Regions from separate parts of the Homo sapiens genome. Here region 1 is linked to region 2. Evidence: chromatin contacts called from ENCODE Hi-C or POLR2A ChIA-PET data. All regions are on one chromosome and are shown on one strand. The core of a region is the stretch at or near the end of the contact, and the rest is flanking DNA. Distances in the headings are between cores, read along the strand shown. Region 1 has its middle 77 kb from the start of PHLDA1-AS1. Region 2 has its middle 120 kb from the start of PHLDA1-AS1.

What was found. Hi-C counts contacts between places; a loop is a spot of excess contacts on that map. ChIA-PET counts read pairs that join two places held with the same protein, here RNA polymerase II (POLR2A). Pooled maps may share reads with other maps.
Region 1: a map of Right ventricle myocardium inferior shows a loop between it and region 2 (2.8-fold over the local background). The contact joins two enhancer-like sites. A Hi-C loop is called at or near these places in 2 of 168 maps with a recorded cell type or tissue (Right ventricle myocardium inferior and transverse colon), 3 of 37 single-sample maps with no recorded cell type and 16 of 50 pooled maps. POLR2A ChIA-PET finds 5 or more read pairs at or near these places in 8 of 52 experiments (A673, AG04449, GM12878 and 5 more).

What each region holds. Positions count from the first base shown.
Region 1 is chr12:75,952,033-75,955,867 of GRCh38, reverse strand. No RefSeq gene overlaps it. Among named protein-coding and RNA genes, the nearest start is that of PHLDA1-AS1, 77 kb to the left of the region's middle. Within about 2 kb of position 2,120, at least 6 of the 41 ENCODE cell types and tissues checked have a DNase peak (open chromatin) inside an H3K27ac peak, as active enhancers do.
Region 2 is chr12:75,906,259-75,910,646 of GRCh38, reverse strand. No RefSeq gene overlaps it. Among named protein-coding and RNA genes, the nearest start is that of PHLDA1-AS1, 120 kb to the left of the region's middle. Within about 2 kb of position 1,336, at least 17 of the 41 ENCODE cell types and tissues checked have a DNase peak (open chromatin) inside an H3K27ac peak, as active enhancers do.

The sequences.
Region 1 (3,835 bases), core at 871-3,370, 44 kb before region 2:
TTAAAATGATGCTCTGGTATGGTTTAAGATAATTTCCTTTTGTGTAGGGCTTGGTCTCTACAAGCAAAGCTTTGGGTACCAGACTTCTCTTAAATTAAAAACTAGGACCTTACGTTTTGCAACTGTGCCTAAGTGCAATAGATTGAATTTAGGCAGAAGTGCTAACTTGAATAATAATGCGATTAGCTTTAAGTAATATATAGTGTGGAAGAAATTGCATGTTATTTATATAGATGCCAAGTAGTCCACACTTGCCTGCTGTTTTCCGTAAGATCTGTAACCACACCGAGTTAAGCTTTGGCCTCCCTGCCTGTAACCTGATAAAAGGGTCAAGCCTGCAGGACGGTGTGTTGTTATACTCACTGATGGAATTTTCTCTCCCCTGCCTGGGCAGGTGAACCCAAGGCTATGAACCAGGGCCTGTAGGTATTTGAGGCTATCATGATGCTGCCCCCTGCATTCCTGCAGTCAACTGGGAGCTGTGGGGGCTGCAGCACTTGCTCTCTCCTGGCCAGCAGCCCAGGGGGTGAGTGAGGAGGGCTTGGGGATCCATTGAATTTCCTTTTTGTTTTCTTCATTTCTATTGGGTCTAACTCACTTGTTAAAAAGAAAAAAGTCTTACTAGTCTTACTATTGGAATTAGGAAATTAGTCTTTAACTGGACTGCAAATATGGCTCACACTTGTAATCCCAGTGCTTTGGAAGGCCAGGGCCTGAGGATCATTTGAGGCTGGGAGTTTAAGACCAGTCTGGGCAATATAGTGAGACCCGCCTTTACAAAGAATTAAAAGCAGCCAGGTGTGGTGGTGAGAACCTGTAGTCCCCACTACTTAGGAGGCTGAGGCAGGAGAATCATTTGAGCCCATGAGTTTGAGGCTGCAGTGAGCTATCATTATGCCGCTGTATTCCAGCCTGAGTGACAGAGCAAGATCCTATCTCTAAAAAAGAAAAAAGAGGAAAAAAAAAGAAATAGATTGAAAAGGAGAGTGTACACCCCATGAAGTTAACAGTTGTTTTTTTGTTTTTGTTTTTGTTTTTTTCCTGGTTGGGAGGATTCAGGTGGTTACTCTTTCCAGTTTACCTCCATTTTATAGTTTTTGTCACCAAGCACTTATTACTTTAACTAGAAAAACGAAAGAATCTTTTTGTCACTGTTGTCTTGTTCACTGCTGCCCATGTCCTAGAATGGTCTCTAGTCTATAGTAACCTCTCAATAACTACCTGTTGGAGAAATAACTGAATGAATAAATGTCAAAGGTCATTGCTTCCTTTGGGAATGGAAAGCTTTAGTACCATCAGATTTTTTCCATATCCTCAGCTTCTTAGGATCACAGGTTGGAGTTTTAGTAGCATATGTTAAAAAACATAGTTCCTGTCTTCTTCAAAAATCCTGTGACTTTCAAGAAACCTATGACTTTGGGCACCCTGTGTGCTATCTTTCCTTCAGCACGGATGGTTCCTGCCTGCTGAAAAGTGCTGACTATTGCACCTCAGCTAACCCACTCAACCTTTTTCTAGAGGCCCAGGGAGATATGAATGTGACCAAGAACTTGGCCTTTGATATTCAGCCCAAGTCTGGCTAGAGGTCAGAGGGAGAAAAAAAAAAAAAATCCCTCCATGAGCCATAGCTGTCTGTATATTCAGCGTCTCTAGGCAACTGGGAGGACATTTACCATTCATCCTCCAAGAATGCTGAGTAGCCCTTCTTACGTGTGATTCACTTTGGGGTAAATTTCTGTCCTTACTAATGAGCCTGTGATGGGAGTCAAGTGAAAAGGAATCATTAAATCTGGTTTTATTCAAGTTACATAATTAATTCTGGCACTGAAGTTGGCTTCCCAAGTTTTATACATGGCCTGAGTTTGTTCATTGAATTAAAGGTGAGCATGGGGGTTGATGACACGGTGGCTATAGGTTCTTATTTCTTGTCCTTCTTCATGGGGTTAATTTGAAGAATAATTTAGCTAAAGCACCTTGTGCAGGGTTGGGAATGTGTTAGTGATCGGTACATGAAATTTCCCTGTCCATTGCCTCTTTTCCCTCATGACCTCCTACATGGGAGGTTTTCCCTTGGAGGGTGTGACAGCTGATTACTCAAGCTGGTGTGGGAATTTAGCTCTGGAGATTGACTGGCAGATCAAAACTTGGACTGTTCTCACCAATAGGGGTACGGCTCTCTACTTCATTATGTGTCTTTGTGGCATTTTGTCTTTCTCTCTCCTGGCTAGTCTACTCAAACACCCTTCTCAGAGACTGCCACTGTGGACTCTGAAGTTTTCACAATACCAGGAGGTTTGTGGGAACTGAATAAATTGCTTCAAGATCGAACATAAAAATAAGTCCTGGCCCCAATCCTAAAAGAAGTCACTGGGAACCCAATCAGTGCTGGGCAACCAGCCCAGGCCCAGGCTAATGAGATATTTACATGCTAGGCTTTTCCCTTCATTTTGGTCTTCATGGGCCTCATTTATGAGGAAGTCTGGAGTGCGTGTGCTGTAGGCAGAGGCCGGTGCTTCCCAGCTTGGTGCCATGGACTCCTGTAGCAGATCAGGGGCACTACCACCCACCAAAAAATCCAGCACATTCAACAAACAGCAAATTCCCAGCCCAAAGCAATTACTTGCTTTTTATTTATTTATTTTTTTGCTATTGTTTTTCATTTACATTCTTTTCTGAGTTTTGCATGTTTTACTCTGACAGGAGGTATAAACAGGCAAAGGAAATGTAATCTATTTCAGTATTTGTGGGAGTGCTTGTCCTAGGAGTTTTAGGAGAGCATTTTCATCTATCAGATTAAGACAAATTTAAAAGGGTCCCCAAAGAGAATTTAGAATTGGAAAACTAAACCTAGGAGGAAGTTAAAGGTACAGTGATTATTTTGCTTGGAGAGTAGTATTGGCTTTCCAATAAAATGAAGGTGATTACTAAGAAAGGTAGCTGATTGGTCATTAGTGCATGGCCAGGACAAGAGAGTGAAGACTCATGTTTGCTTAAAAGAAGCATTTTTCTCTCAGGTGGAATTTGTTTGACGTTAGTGTGGCAGATTGTGATATTTCTTCTAAAAGTGGGAAAGCAATTTGTGTAATCTGTGCTCGTGTGCAGAGGACAGAACCAGATGGCTTTCGCAGTAAACTTTCAGGGCTTTACTAGAATAGGGAGAGACAAAAGGGAGGCAAACTTGGTGGCTTGTGAGATGGGGAATCGTTGTTTCAAATCAGGGGTGAGAACAACCCAAAATTTAGGAATGGCTTTTCAATAATAGCTCTTCTGATGTGTAGTACTAGAATCTAATTTTTATTTAAGCACAGCTTCAGAGGTTTTTTTAAAAAATTGCAAACTTGGAAATAAAGAAAAAAGAGGGGGCCGGACGTGGTGACTCATGCCTGTAATCCCAGCACTTTGGGAGGCCGAGGTGGGCAGATTGCCTGAGGTCAGGAGTTCGAGACCAGCCTGGCCAACATGGTAAAACCCTATCTCTACTAAAAATACAAAAATTAGCCGGGCACTGTGGCAGATGTCTGTAATCCCAGCTACTCGGGAGGCTGAGGCAGGAGAATCGCTTGAACCTGGGAGGCAGAAGTTGCAGTGAGCCGAGATCGCACCATTGCACTCCAGCCTTGGCAAAAAGAGTGAGACTTTGTCTCAGAAAAAAAAAAAAAAAAAAAGAAGAGGAACAGCATGTCTTATCAATGTCACAATGGGAAAATGTTTAAAAGGCCACCAAGGATTACTCATTATTTACTACTGACAAGGCCTAGACTCTGTGAGGTCACATGTTCATTTAGGTTTATGTCCGGTATAAAAGATAACTCTAAAGATTATGGTTTCATTGCCC
Region 2 (4,388 bases), core at 87-2,586:
ATTTTGAGTGCTGTGAGGCAAATAAATAGGTTCATGCATCTGAGAGTAGCAGATGGTTGTGGGGGTCACCACTATATAGGTGAAGGGAACAGCAGTTACAAAGTGCTGAGGCTTTGCTTGAGGCTTTCTGACTTTTCAAGGTCACCCAACTTGTGAATGACAGCTCTGGGTTTTAATCAATTTCTGTGGAACAGCAGGCAGCAGGGGCATGGAAAGTTTAGCTTATTCAAGGTGAAGACTTGAGAGTTATGGGAGCATGTTAAAATGATATTTGCAGGGCTGGAACGGCTCCAGAACACCTGGGCTGTGAGGTCCCCCATCACCACGCAGAGCACCAGGGACTTCAGAGGAAATATTTGTTTTAATCATTTCTGGAAATGGGATTGCTGTTTGATATTTTCTCATTCTGTTTGCCTGACAACCACACAAGAAATCAGACTTTTTAAAGGCCTCTCTTGCCTAATCAACTAGATGCTTTGGAAAAAAATTTGCCAAATGATAGAAATATTTCTCTTTCAGCTTAACTGCTGACCCAGACTAGTGAAAGAAATGGCCTTTCAAAGAATAAATCTATGAAATTCCATTTCTGGGGCAAGTGCCTTGATTTGCATTGAGCATTGTTGTAAATGTCAACTGTCCGGCTCCCACTGTCAGCTTGAATGGCCATCAGTGTTTACCCTCCCAAGATAATTGCACTAACTTATTCAGCACATGGTTGGAGGCTGAGGCCATACTGTTTCTTGTTAATCTCAATCACGTCCCTCTTTCCTCCTTCCTTTTTCTCCTATGAGGCACTCCTAGATTTTTCAAGTTTATGATGAAATACTAAATTCTTCGCTTAGCAGGGCTGTTAGATTTCCTGAGTTGCCTTGCCGAGCCAGTATTCCCATGGCTGTTCCTGAGAGCAGGTGGGAGAATGTGAACCCGTTGAAGAGACTGAACAAAGGGACAAGCAGTGGCAATTTCCTTCCCTCACCACTGGAAGTTGATGTGAAGAGCCAAGGGCACAAAATTTTTCCAAATCAAAAATACCAGAATATACATGCTGTCTTGTTTATCAGTATCCCAAGGACCCAGAACATAGTAGATGTTGAGTAAATATTTAGTGAATGACAATCACAGCAAGTTGTCTCTGCTAGCTTAACCATCCTCCCATGGCCTCCTCAGTCCCTTCCTCATTGGACACTGCTGGATTTTTGCCAATTGTGTTCTCTTGAGGAAGGGGTTGAGGGGACAAAGGGAGGAAAGGCTGGACATATTGCCTAGGCTTGATTGGCTGCAGCCATTGTGACTCTTTTCCAGCTGCAGAGCATTTTGCATGTGAGGAATGATACGGAAACATGCCTCCAGCAGCCAGCTGGCTCCTCACCAGTTCTTTGTAAATACCAGCCAGAGGCAGCTCTGGTCTTCTGCCAGGATAGAGACAGTGAAAGCAAACTTCACAGGTTCCTCGCCCTCACATGGGGCTCATCAAGACCCTACAGCTGTTGTTTCAGCTCCAGATGAATTCTTTGTATTTTTACTTTAGAGAATCTACTAAGGAAATGTCATTCCCTCACTTCCCTCTGCCTATATATGTTTGCTTTGGCAGAGAATCACTCTGTGTTCCTCTCTTCTCCACTCTCATCTCTTTGATCCAAATGTTCTCTCCTGCTGGTTTCTTCTTGTCCCTGGAGGTACAAAACACATGTTTGGTTTGGTAGAAACATTAGGAGAATATCTGACTGTCTTCAATTGCTTAAGGGGGGGTCTTGATTAATATAGCTGTGTGTTTCAAAATCTGTTTTACCTGTTCTTCTATCAGCAGCATTATCATTAGCCAGTCTGGGAAAGACGCTTTATATAAATGAAAGATTTGGCCCAATTTCTAAGGAGTAATTTTACCGTGTTTTGTAGCTTTTGAGACTCATACATTTTCATACTTTAACACCTCAAAATTTGGGAGGCAAATTCTTTCTTATCATAGATATAGGCCATGCATTGATCAGTAGTACTGTTTTTTCTTTTTTGGTAGCTAAAATAATGGTGTGTCTTATAATAGATGGAATCTTAGATTTGATGAAATGCAGTAGTTTATTTTGGCCAAAAATATCTCAATTTATTTATTTATTTTTCTTTTGGTTCTTGATTTGGAGATTTATTTTTCTAGTTATTTTTTTTTCTATTTGGTGTTAATCATTCAGACTAATCTATGAACTACCTATTTCTATAATCAGCCCATTTTAAAATGTGTCCATCATGATAATTTTAAATATATATAGATAGATTTATATAAAGGAAGAAAGGATCCAGGAGTGAGAAAGCCGAGGTTCTAGTTCTGCTTTTGCTTTAACCTTGGATAAGTAATTACCTTTTGAGCTCTTCTTTCTTGGCTATAAAATAATGGGTAAGAATGCAATGATTGCGAAGACTTTGATTTCATTGTGGCTCCTCCTCCCTGTTGGTTGTTATTCAGAGTCAAAGGCATGAGATGGGTAGCAAATTTGGTTAATGTCTCCTCAGAGTAAGTTTATGTCATAGTGACTTGCGAGAACCTGTCATGCCAGACCCAATTAATTTTCTCTGTGAGATAATGATCCCATTGCATGAACAAATGAGAAGAGCTAATAGTTGAGTGCCAACAGAGTGCCAGGCACTGTGCTATCTGCTTGCTATGGGTTGAATTGTGTACACCCCCAAAATGTTGAAGTCCTGATTCCCAGGGGCTGTGGCTTTATTTGGAAATAGGATTGTCTTAGTCTGTTTGTATTGCTATAACAGAATACCTAAGACTGAGTGGTTTATAAAGAAAATAGATTTCTTTAGCTCACAGTTCTATAGGCTGGGAAGTTCAAGGGGCAAAGCACTGGCATCTGCTCTGCTACTGGTTAGGGGTTTTGTGCTGCTTCCACTCATGGTGGAAAGCAGAAGGGTAGGCGCATGCAAAGAGGTTACATGGCAAGAAAGGGAGCAAGAGAGAAAAACTGGGGAAACCAAACTCTTTTTAACAAGCTACTCCTGTGGGAATGAATTCATTCTACAGAGAACTAATCCAGTCTCAAGAGTGTGAGAACTTACTGACTACCTCAAGAATGGCACCACGCCATTCATTCATGAGGGATCTGACCCTCCTTACCCAAACACCTGCCGCTAAGTCCCACCTCCCAACACCACCATATTGGGGATCAAATTTCTACATGGGGACAAGCAATATCCAAACCATAGCAGGTCTTTATGGATGATCAAGTTAAAATGATGTCATTAGGACTGGCTTTAATCCAATATAATTGTCTTCTTAAAAAAAGAGGAAATTTGGACATAGAGACAGACAAACACACAGGGATAGTGCCAAGTAAAGATGAAGGCAGAGATTGGGGTGATGTGTCTGCAAATCCAGAGCACAAAAGATTGCCGGCAAACCACCAGAAGCTAGAAGAGATGTGTGGAAGATTCTCCCTCACAGCCCTCAGAAGGAATCAGTCTTGTTGACACCTTGGACTTCTGGCCTCTAGAACTGTGAGACAATCCATTTCTGCTGTTTAAGCCACCCAGTTAGTGGTGCTTTATTATGGCAACCCTAAGAAACTAATACACTGCTGTAGACAGACTGAATCATTCCATCCTCAGAATGAAACTATCCATTTATTCCCCAATGTGCTAGCACTAAGGCAGGAAGCAAATGGAAAATGTTTGCTCTCGTGGGGCTTATGTTCTAGTGAGAGAAGCCAGATAAAAAACAAACAAGTAAATATGTCATATGTCAGATGATTAGACATGCAATGGAGAAAAAAATAAGGCATGATAAGGGAGACAGAGAGTGTGTGGTATGGAGGTGGTGGTTACTGATTTATATAGGGGAGTCTGCAAAATACTGTGTAGAAAGAATATTGCAACTTCACAGCAACCAACATGAAGGCATGCTCTTGACATATTCACCAAACAAGTTTCTTTTTATTATTTTTAAAATATTATTTTTTAGAGGTGGGGTACAGTAGCATGATCATAACTCGCTACAACCTTGAACTCCTGGGCTCAAGCAATCCTCCCACCTCAGCCTCTTGAGTAGCTGGGACCACAGGAGCATGCAACCATGCCAGGCAAATTTCTTTATAAATCTGTTTTGTTTTTGTTTTTGTTTTTTTGAGACAGGGTCTCACTCTGTTGTTTAGGCTGGAGTGTAGTGGTGCAATTATGGCTCACTGTAGCCTCCACCTCCAAGGCTCAAGTGATCCTCCCAACCCAACATCCTGAGTATGACTACAGGCATGCACCACTATTCCTGGCTAATTTTTTATTTTTTATTGAGATGGGATCTCACTATGTTGCCCAGGGTGGCCTCAAACTCCTGGGCTCAAGCAATCCTTCTGCCTCAGCCTCCCAAAGTGTTGGGATTACAAGTGTGAGCCACT